Linked DNA regions of Mus musculus: region 2 is linked to region 1. A link is a contact called in ENCODE Hi-C or POLR2A ChIA-PET data. All regions are on one chromosome and are shown on one strand. Each heading gives the region's core, a stretch centred on a gene start or an enhancer-like site at or near the end of the contact. The rest is flanking DNA. Distances are from core to core; before and after follow the strand shown.

What was found. A loop is a pair of places that touch in the nucleus more often than their neighbours do. ChIA-PET counts read pairs that join two places held with the same protein, here RNA polymerase II (POLR2A).
Region 2: a loop to region 1 is called in a map of heart, with 2.1 times the contacts of the local background. The contact joins the promoter of Nubpl here to the promoter of 1700031P21Rik in region 1. A Hi-C loop is called at or near these places in 1 of 37 maps with a recorded cell type or tissue (heart). POLR2A ChIA-PET finds 5 or more read pairs at or near these places in 1 of 5 experiments (Patski).

What each region holds. Positions count from the first base shown.
Region 1 is chr12:52,600,058-52,604,079 of GRCm38, reverse strand. It overlaps 1700031P21Rik (RIKEN cDNA 1700031P21 gene), which reads left to right and starts at 1,758. Exons shown (of 3, transcript NR_045910.1): 1 at 1,758-1,900; 2 at 2,025-2,090; 3 at 4,002-4,022. It overlaps Gm35239 (a long non-coding RNA gene), which reads right to left and starts at 1,127. Exons shown (of 7, transcript XR_001780617.2): 1 at 1-1,127. LOC115488100 (a small nuclear RNA gene) reads right to left here and starts at 292; the gene lies at 186-292.
Region 2 is chr12:52,095,981-52,100,001 of GRCm38, reverse strand. It overlaps Nubpl (nucleotide binding protein-like), which reads right to left and starts at 2,256. Exons shown (of 11, transcript NM_029760.2): 1 at 2,111-2,256; 2 at 1,502-1,649. The coding sequence starts at 2,218.

The DNA of each region.
Region 1 (4,022 bases), core at 509-3,008:
TCCCCAAATTTAATAACAGCAGATTTTAGTTGATGAAAACAAGCACTAGGGGCCAGATACAGTAGTAAAAAGCTAGGATAGGATTTAAGAATGACGCGCTGGGTTGACTTGGAGACGCTGTGAGGGAGAAGTCAAAAGTTATTGTTTGGAATTTGGTCCAATGACCTGTTCATAGTAAGCAGAGCCAAAATATGGAACGCTTCACGAATTTGCGTGTCATCCTTGCGCAGGGGCCATGCTAATCTTCTCTGTATCGTTCCAATTTTAGTATATGTGCTGCCGAAGCGAGCACGATCGTAGTGTCTAGCCGTGGACTATATAAGGACGAAGAATTCCTGACTTTTTAAGTTAGGGTGACTTTGACCCGCGTTTTTCTCCTAGCCTCCCAGTAAACCCGGGAACAAAGAAAAAGTTTTTTCAGTGAAACTGTGTAGCTATGCTCATGAACCCCTGCTGCTTAGTGGGGATCACGCTGGCGGCGTGGGTCCGTGTGGTTTACCTTGGGGTTATGCAAATTAGCTCCTGGTGCATGTTGGGTAAGAGCCTTCCTCTAGAGGCCTGGGGAGGGGAGTGAGTTCTCTAAGCAGTCCGCTATCCGGCACGCTGGGAGGCTCGCTGTTCTCCTACGTCTGTGTGGGAGCTTGAGAAATGTGTGGCAGCTAAGTGACCAGGGCCCTGACTCGATCACCTACTCCCCCCACACACTAAAACAGGACACTTGTTACCTATGTTCCACTAGTCCAATGCCTGTTGAAGTATGCCCAACCCGCCAGGTGACCCCTCCCCAGCATAGCCTACTCGGTCCCAGAACTATGGGCACCATACTCTAGGAACGCAGCAAAAGCTTGGGGAGGTCCTCTAGAGCCTGGGGTACAGTCTGTTCCCAGCAGGCGCTGCCCGGCCTGGACCCGCGAGTTTGACTGGGCGGCCACGCCCGTCCACTCTCTGCGGGTGGCCGGTCGCAGGTAACGCCTGCCTGTGCACATTTTGCGCAGGCGCCGATTAGGTCCAGGACCGAGGCTCGGGGACCAGGGGCCGCACCCCTTCACAGGTGTCTGGCAGGCGCTAGACGTTGCCTGGTAACCAAACATCCGGAACACAGATGCAAGGGCGGAAGCCCACCTACTTGGCCTGAGAGGGAAATTTAAGGATTTACACTGCTCACTTTGGAGTAGAATAATAGCAGAGTCACTCTTGTACTTCCGTTCCTTTTCCTGTATATTAAATGACATGTTAGCCCTGTTATGATACAAATGTGTAAAACATACCTACTTGGAGGAAATATTTGTTGTAATTTTAAATAACAGCGAAGTCTTAGCTGTTCAAGTCATAGCTTTGTGGGCTGTAAAATGAGGGACAAAGGTCAGAAACTGCTAGTTTGGTGTGGTTTCAGTATTTCTCAGAATGAAGTCTGGGCAAAGGTTTTCCTGTGTGCTTATAATTATCACCATTAGTCGGCTGTGGTGTGGCACCTGCCTGTAATCCCAGTACTTGGGTGGGAAACAGAGAAGAACTAGAAGTTCAAGGGCAGATTTCCCTACATAGTGAATACAAGCCCAGCCTAGGCTAGTCAGCTAAAATTCCTTCTCTTGAGCAGACAGACAAGGCCTATCCTTGTTCCAGCAGCAAACAGAAGAGTCCTCCAAAGGACACTCTGCGGAGGGAATGGTGAGTTGAGCTTCCTTCTATGACGTAAAGGAGGAGTTGCTCACAGAGCCAGGGTGTTCATCCCCCCAAGTTACGCCTAGAAAGCCTTTACCCAGTCGGGATGAAGACTTCTCCACCCAGCCACCCCACTCCCTTAGTCTTCCTAGGTTACAGACTCTACCCCTCCCCTCAGCGAGGCCACTTCTAGTTATGGATAAAATTGCGTACTACAGTAGGTAGGGTGGATACTCAGGTAAGGGTCGCCTGACCTCCCTGCCCCTTTATGAGCAGGTGTGGGTCAACAAGCCCAGCTGAGATGATCTTTTGCCAGTAGACATTACAGAATGTGGTAAGATAGATTTTGTTTGTTTCAGAAGATAGTCCTGTACAACACCTATACAAACTGTCTCAATTCATTAACAAACGAACTACCGAAGGACAAGGCAAGTTACTACTTAATTTAACTAGAGTTTCTTTTTTTTTTTTTTCCCTTCTCCTCGTCCTCCCATCTTTCCTCCAACTTGGCATGAGAAAATAATTTTAAAACTTGTTTAATTGGCACCGGTTTTCTGATATGCAGAAAAAGAAGGGTTATGAAGTCACGCAGAGCCGGGCGGTGGTGGCGCACACCTTTAATACCAGCATTCGGGAGGCAGAGGCAGGCGAATTTCTGAGTTCGAGGCCAGACTGGTCTACAGAGTGGGTTCCAAGACAACCAGGGCTATTCAAAGAAACCCTGTCTCAAAAAAAAAAAAAAAGAAAGTTGGTTGTTTTCTAACAACTTTTGAAAAGTAATAAAACACTGTTCTTCCCCCAGGAAAAACAGGAGTGAAAATGACAGGTCTATTGAATTAAAATTTCCAATTAGATGCTTTTTAAAAATGCTTTGGTGTAACTTTCTATTAGCCTGCCTTTTATGATAATTTTGTATTTATTTACTTTCCATCTAGATTGCAACTTCCCCTTTCTCCTCTCCTCTGAGACCCTCCCTCCCTCCCTCTCCTCACAGTCCCTCCCTCTCACCTCACCTCTCCCCCTCCCCCTCCCTTTGTTTCCATAAACTAACATTCAGATGTCTGAATGAATGCTTAATCAAGCCAACTTCAGGTTTAGGTCAGTAAACAAGCATTAATTTAATGATTTTTATCTCAACATCCCCATGAGGTTAAATGGGTTTTAGTACTTCTTTTAATATTTTTATTGCATTGTTTATTTATTTCCTTTGCATGTGTGTTGTGGTCAGAGGACAATTTGCCAGGAGTTAGATTTCTCCTTCCACCAAGTAGGTTCTAGGGATAAAACCCTCATTCATTGGGCTGGATAGCAAGCGCCTTTACCAATCTCACTGATTTTCAGTACTTCTGAGGACTCCAAAGTATGTGGGTAAGATTTAGTTTTCTTTTCTTTCAAGTGAAAAATTAACTTGAGATAGAGATTATAGAAGAAAACATAGGAAAGTATTTTTTGCAACCTTAGGGTGAACAAAGAGTTCTAAGATAGAATACAGAAAGTAGAATCTCTGAAAAACTTGTCAAACTGGTCTTTATCATAAACAGAGTCAAACTGTTCAACAGAGAGTCAAACTGTAATACAAGACAAATCTCAAGAGAATAATCAGAACCCATCATCAGAAATGTATCAAGAATAAATTAAGATGGGGCTGGAAAAAAGGCTCAGCAGTTAAGAGCACTGGTTGCTTTTCCAGAGGACCCAGGCTCATTCATAGCAAACACCTGATGGCTCACAGATGGTTATCTGAAACCCCGGTTCCAGGCAGTTGACCTCCTCTTCTAATTTCTGAAGGCACCAGGCACATTGTGGAACACAGGCAGACATACATACAGGCAAAACACTCATACCCATAAGAGAAAATAAATCTAAATGGGCAAAAGGTTTAGACAAATATTTAGCAAAAGTATAACAAATGAAAAGCACAATGAAACAAAAAGGGAAAATAGAAAAAGATATATAAATGCCTCCCCTGAAAATGGAAACAAATTCAACAGGCTAATCCTCAGAAAATTGCTCATGTCTGCTAAATACCATCTCACAGTACTAAAATGACAAAACTCAAGAATAAACAAAATCAGGCGACTCTGCAGAGCATCTAGCACTCTTAGGTGATGGGTAGACACTGTCAGGGAGGGAGAGAGGAGAGCTGATACATTTTTGAAGAACTCTTTAGCTTTTCCTGTGCAAAGATTCATGCTAATTATCACCTTGGCATAGTCAGGAGTCACTGGAAGGTGGACATCTGACGTTCCTGTGTGGGATTAGCTTGATATTAGTTGTGATATATATTGATGTGAACTGACCGCTTGCAAGCCAACACTCACCCTCTCCCCTCATTGTAGATGTCATGTGACCAGCTACTT
Region 2 (4,021 bases), core at 1,007-3,506, 500 kb after region 1:
AACACAGTCACCAGCTCTGCAGCCAGGCTACAGCGGAGAGCAGGGAGCCTAAAGCTCTGCATTTGCAAGGCTGATACACACAGGTCCTCACACCATCCGTCTTCCTAGTGTGAATCCCAGTTCCTTGCAGAACAACACTGCCAGTTCCATCAGGACAGTGGTTACAAGCATAAACTGCAAAGCAGACCTGGATCTGAACCCAGCTCCACCACCTTCTATTATTGTATAACCATGACTGCTTTTTAAAATAAATGCTGTTATAGGTATCCATGTAGCTATAGGTTTTTATCTGTCAGTCTGCTTCCTTCTCTATAAAATAAAGCTGTCTCCTACTTTTGTAAGTCTTGTGAGGATTAAAATACTGTATATAAAGTTTGTTTAACCTAGGGCATGGTACTTACAAATCTACTCATATATTACAAAATAATTTGTATTCCAGATTGATAGTAGGTAAATCATCTAATTTTAAATACAAACTTTTTTTTAGTTAACCTCCTTGGGCTGATGAGGGTAACTGTACAGAACTATCTGTCACTAGAACCTTCAAAATACATAATATTTACTTGCCAATACAGCTCAATAAGCTGTTCTAATGGGTAGGGTTACAAGAAGTTTCTCACGTCATCATTCCTTATAGTCTCTTTAGAAAAAAAGATTTCTTTTGAAAATAACTCTTAGTCTTGGGTGTTGATTCGATTTCAGGACTGAAAATCTTTGGTGCTAAAAACACCATCTTAGTGACAAATTACAATCACCAAAAAGAGCCACGAAAAAGATTCCCCATCGCTAGTATACTGTTAAAGAGGATGTGAAGACAAGATGACTCGGAGAGGAGATGGCTCCAAATAAGTGCTTGCCACACAAGCACAAGGACCTGGGTGTGACCACAGCACTGGATAGAACAGAGGAGAGACAGGCAGGTCCTGAGAGCTAGTAGTCAGGCAGCCCTTGAAAAAATGTGGAGAACAACCAAGACACCCAATGTTACCCTCTGCCCTCCACACACATGCACCTGAGCACAGGAAAGTCTTGGTGACTTTAGAAATGCTATAAATCATGTGATTAAATGAAAAACAAACACAGTAATAAGTGTTCTCATTGCAAATATTCAGGTACATGTACAATGACAGTGAAAAAGAACAGACATAATTTAGTATACAATTACTGGATGTTTTAAAAGTAACAGCAACCAATTCCTAGGCGCTTCTATGGCAAATACACTGGGCTAAGTGGTCAGTGCAATTTGCATACCAGCCTTCGAAAGAGATTCCCAGTTAAGTGAACATAATACCGGTAGACAATCTAACTACTTTTTGCTCTACTGAATAGGCAATCTGGTAATGCAGATGTTTATTAGTTCAGCTCCCAGCCGTTATCAAATCCTAGTTCTAAGGAACCAATGTCAGAAACATCACAGATAGGAAGCCTGAAAGGTGGTCATTTACAGTGCATTTGAGAGCATCACTCATTAGTCAGGAGGGGAAGGGACACCTTACAATACCTGCGGTGGTAGACTTTCCAACACCACCCTTTCCAGAGGCCACAACAATGACTTCTCTAACACCTTCTATAGGCTTCTGCTTAGGAAGTCCTCGGGACATGATTTGTGTTCTTCTTTGTTTCAAGGCCTCACTCTCAGCGCCTAATAACTTTAAGTTAAAAAAAAAAAAAAAAAGTGATTTAAACCAATCATTCTCATCACTGGATTACTATGCTGTAAAAGAGAAAACAACCCAGAGTTTGGGTTTAACGGGGCTTTCTTTTCTAATAATGTTCATTGCCATAGACTTAGCCTTTAGGTGGTCTTTATTAAATGCTAATCTCAACGTCAAAGGTAATTGTTCAAGCTGAAATTTGTCTACCAGTGTAAGTGAGGATGGAAAAAAAGAAAAAAAAAAAAAAACCCTGAAGTGGACTTTTTACCGAGTTAAGCCCTCCGCAGATTTGCCTTTTCCTTAACCTATTCACTAAATAACCCCAAAACAAGAGAGCACTGTGCATGCCACACATCCATACTCGGGACAGTTTGGGACCACAAGCCCCAGCCACCTTGTAGCAAACCCGCTAGCGGGAGCGCGCAGGCACCACCCCGCCCGCGCTCGGCACACACCTGGCGCCCACAACCCAAAGCTCGGCACCCCCGGGGCGGGACAGTGGCCGCGCCACCACCCCGGAGTGACACCCCGCCAAAGAGCAGCAAACGCCGCCAGGTCCCCATGGCGCGCGGCTCTTGCTCGGGCCGGGATGGAAGCACTTGGCGTCCGGCGCGGAAAAATGACGTCACGTGGCAACCCTTGGCGTCCCCTTCCTGGAGATGAGCCTGATTGGTGTTTCTTCAGCTCAGGGACTCCATTTGATTTAATACTGTTTGTCATCAGCTAGAAATATTTTTTTGCAGCGTTTAACCAGATATTCCCAAAGCCTTTTCACATATAGCACTTTAGTTTATTCTTCCAGAGTAAACAAGAAGACTTATTAGGAAAAAAATATATTTTATGTTTGAAGGGTGGCTTTATGCTAGGGCTGAACTCAGGGCCTCCTTCACACTAGGCAAGCACACTGCCAAAGAGCTGCGTCGCCAATCCTCCTCTCTTGTTATTAATCTAAAAACTGAGATTTGGAAATTTTAATAAGATATCCCATCTTAACAGAAATGGGAAAAGCTGGAATTTGAGGATTAAGTTTTCCTTATTGCATAGTACTGTATATGGTCATTTCAGCAATGCCACTGTTAACATTATTATATTTACACGTGTGTGTGTTCACGCGCGCGCGCACACACACACACACATTGCGTGTGACCTACAGTACAACTGTGCACTAAGCTAGTGTCCCGTCCCGTCCCCCCCCCCCCACCGCCTTGTATGCTTCTGTTGCTAATGGTTCACAAAAGAGAGGTGAGAAGCCCTTACTAGATTCCAAAAAGTTTAGCTAAATCAGAAAATAGAACAAGTAAAGAAGCCTAGTTGCGAAGGAACTTAAGGGCTAGGCTAGTAGTAAAGCATTTGCATAGCATATATGACGCCCCAGGTTCAATCATCTGCACGGAGATTGGAGTAAAAGCTTGAGGGAGGGAGGGAGCAGAATTTTACTTGAGGGAGGTAAGAATGTGTACATATAGATAATCAGCACTATATCCAAGACAGATGAAAGAGCAAAAGCAATCCCTTTAAGAACAATAACTCACACACTTATCCAGAAACCAGATCCACTTAAAGATGGCTGGAGGTATGGCTACGGTTTGCCTTCAAAAGTCTGCATAAGACTTTCTCGGGAGGGTTTTTATTTCCTTCGTTTGCTTCTTATTTGTATTTATCATATCAAGGACTCAAAATCAGTTTATTTTTCTCTGATCTAATTCTTAATTTTAGTATTTTTATTATGGGCATAACAACATCAAAGAATTGCCTTAAGGATTACTATTCCTAGTGAAGTGTATTCCACGACGTAAGCTCTGAAACGGCCTCCAGACTCTTGCTTGCTCCCCTCAAGCTACGGCCCTTGTTGTTTCATTCCTTTATCTCTGCCTTACACTAGGCTCGCCGCTTTCAGCTTGCCTTCTCTCACATATTCTTTTGTGGCATGTGTCCTCAAATAGCTTTAGATTTCTTTTCAACTCAGTTTTTGTAAATGAATAGGAAAAGACACAGCTAAAAAAAGAAACTATGAACTGTCACTATAATCTGTTCACTAAATACCAAATGCCTACTTATTATAAGCAAACATTATGTGCCAAACACTAGTCTTAGAATATTCTACACTGCACCAACTGTAATACCCTCCACTAAAAGATACAGTCCAGAGCAAACAAAGAACAATTATGCTATGGCATGATATGTAATGAAAAGAGTGCTGAGCACTACAAGAGGCACCTAGTTAGTTAAGGACAGGTCCTGGGTGAGAAAACACCTGGGTGCTGGCAAAAAATGGGGGTGAGCTGGAAGAATAGCTCTGGAGTCGTGCAAAGACATCAGACAGACTGTTAAGGACTGCGGATGGTATACGCCCCACATATATTTAT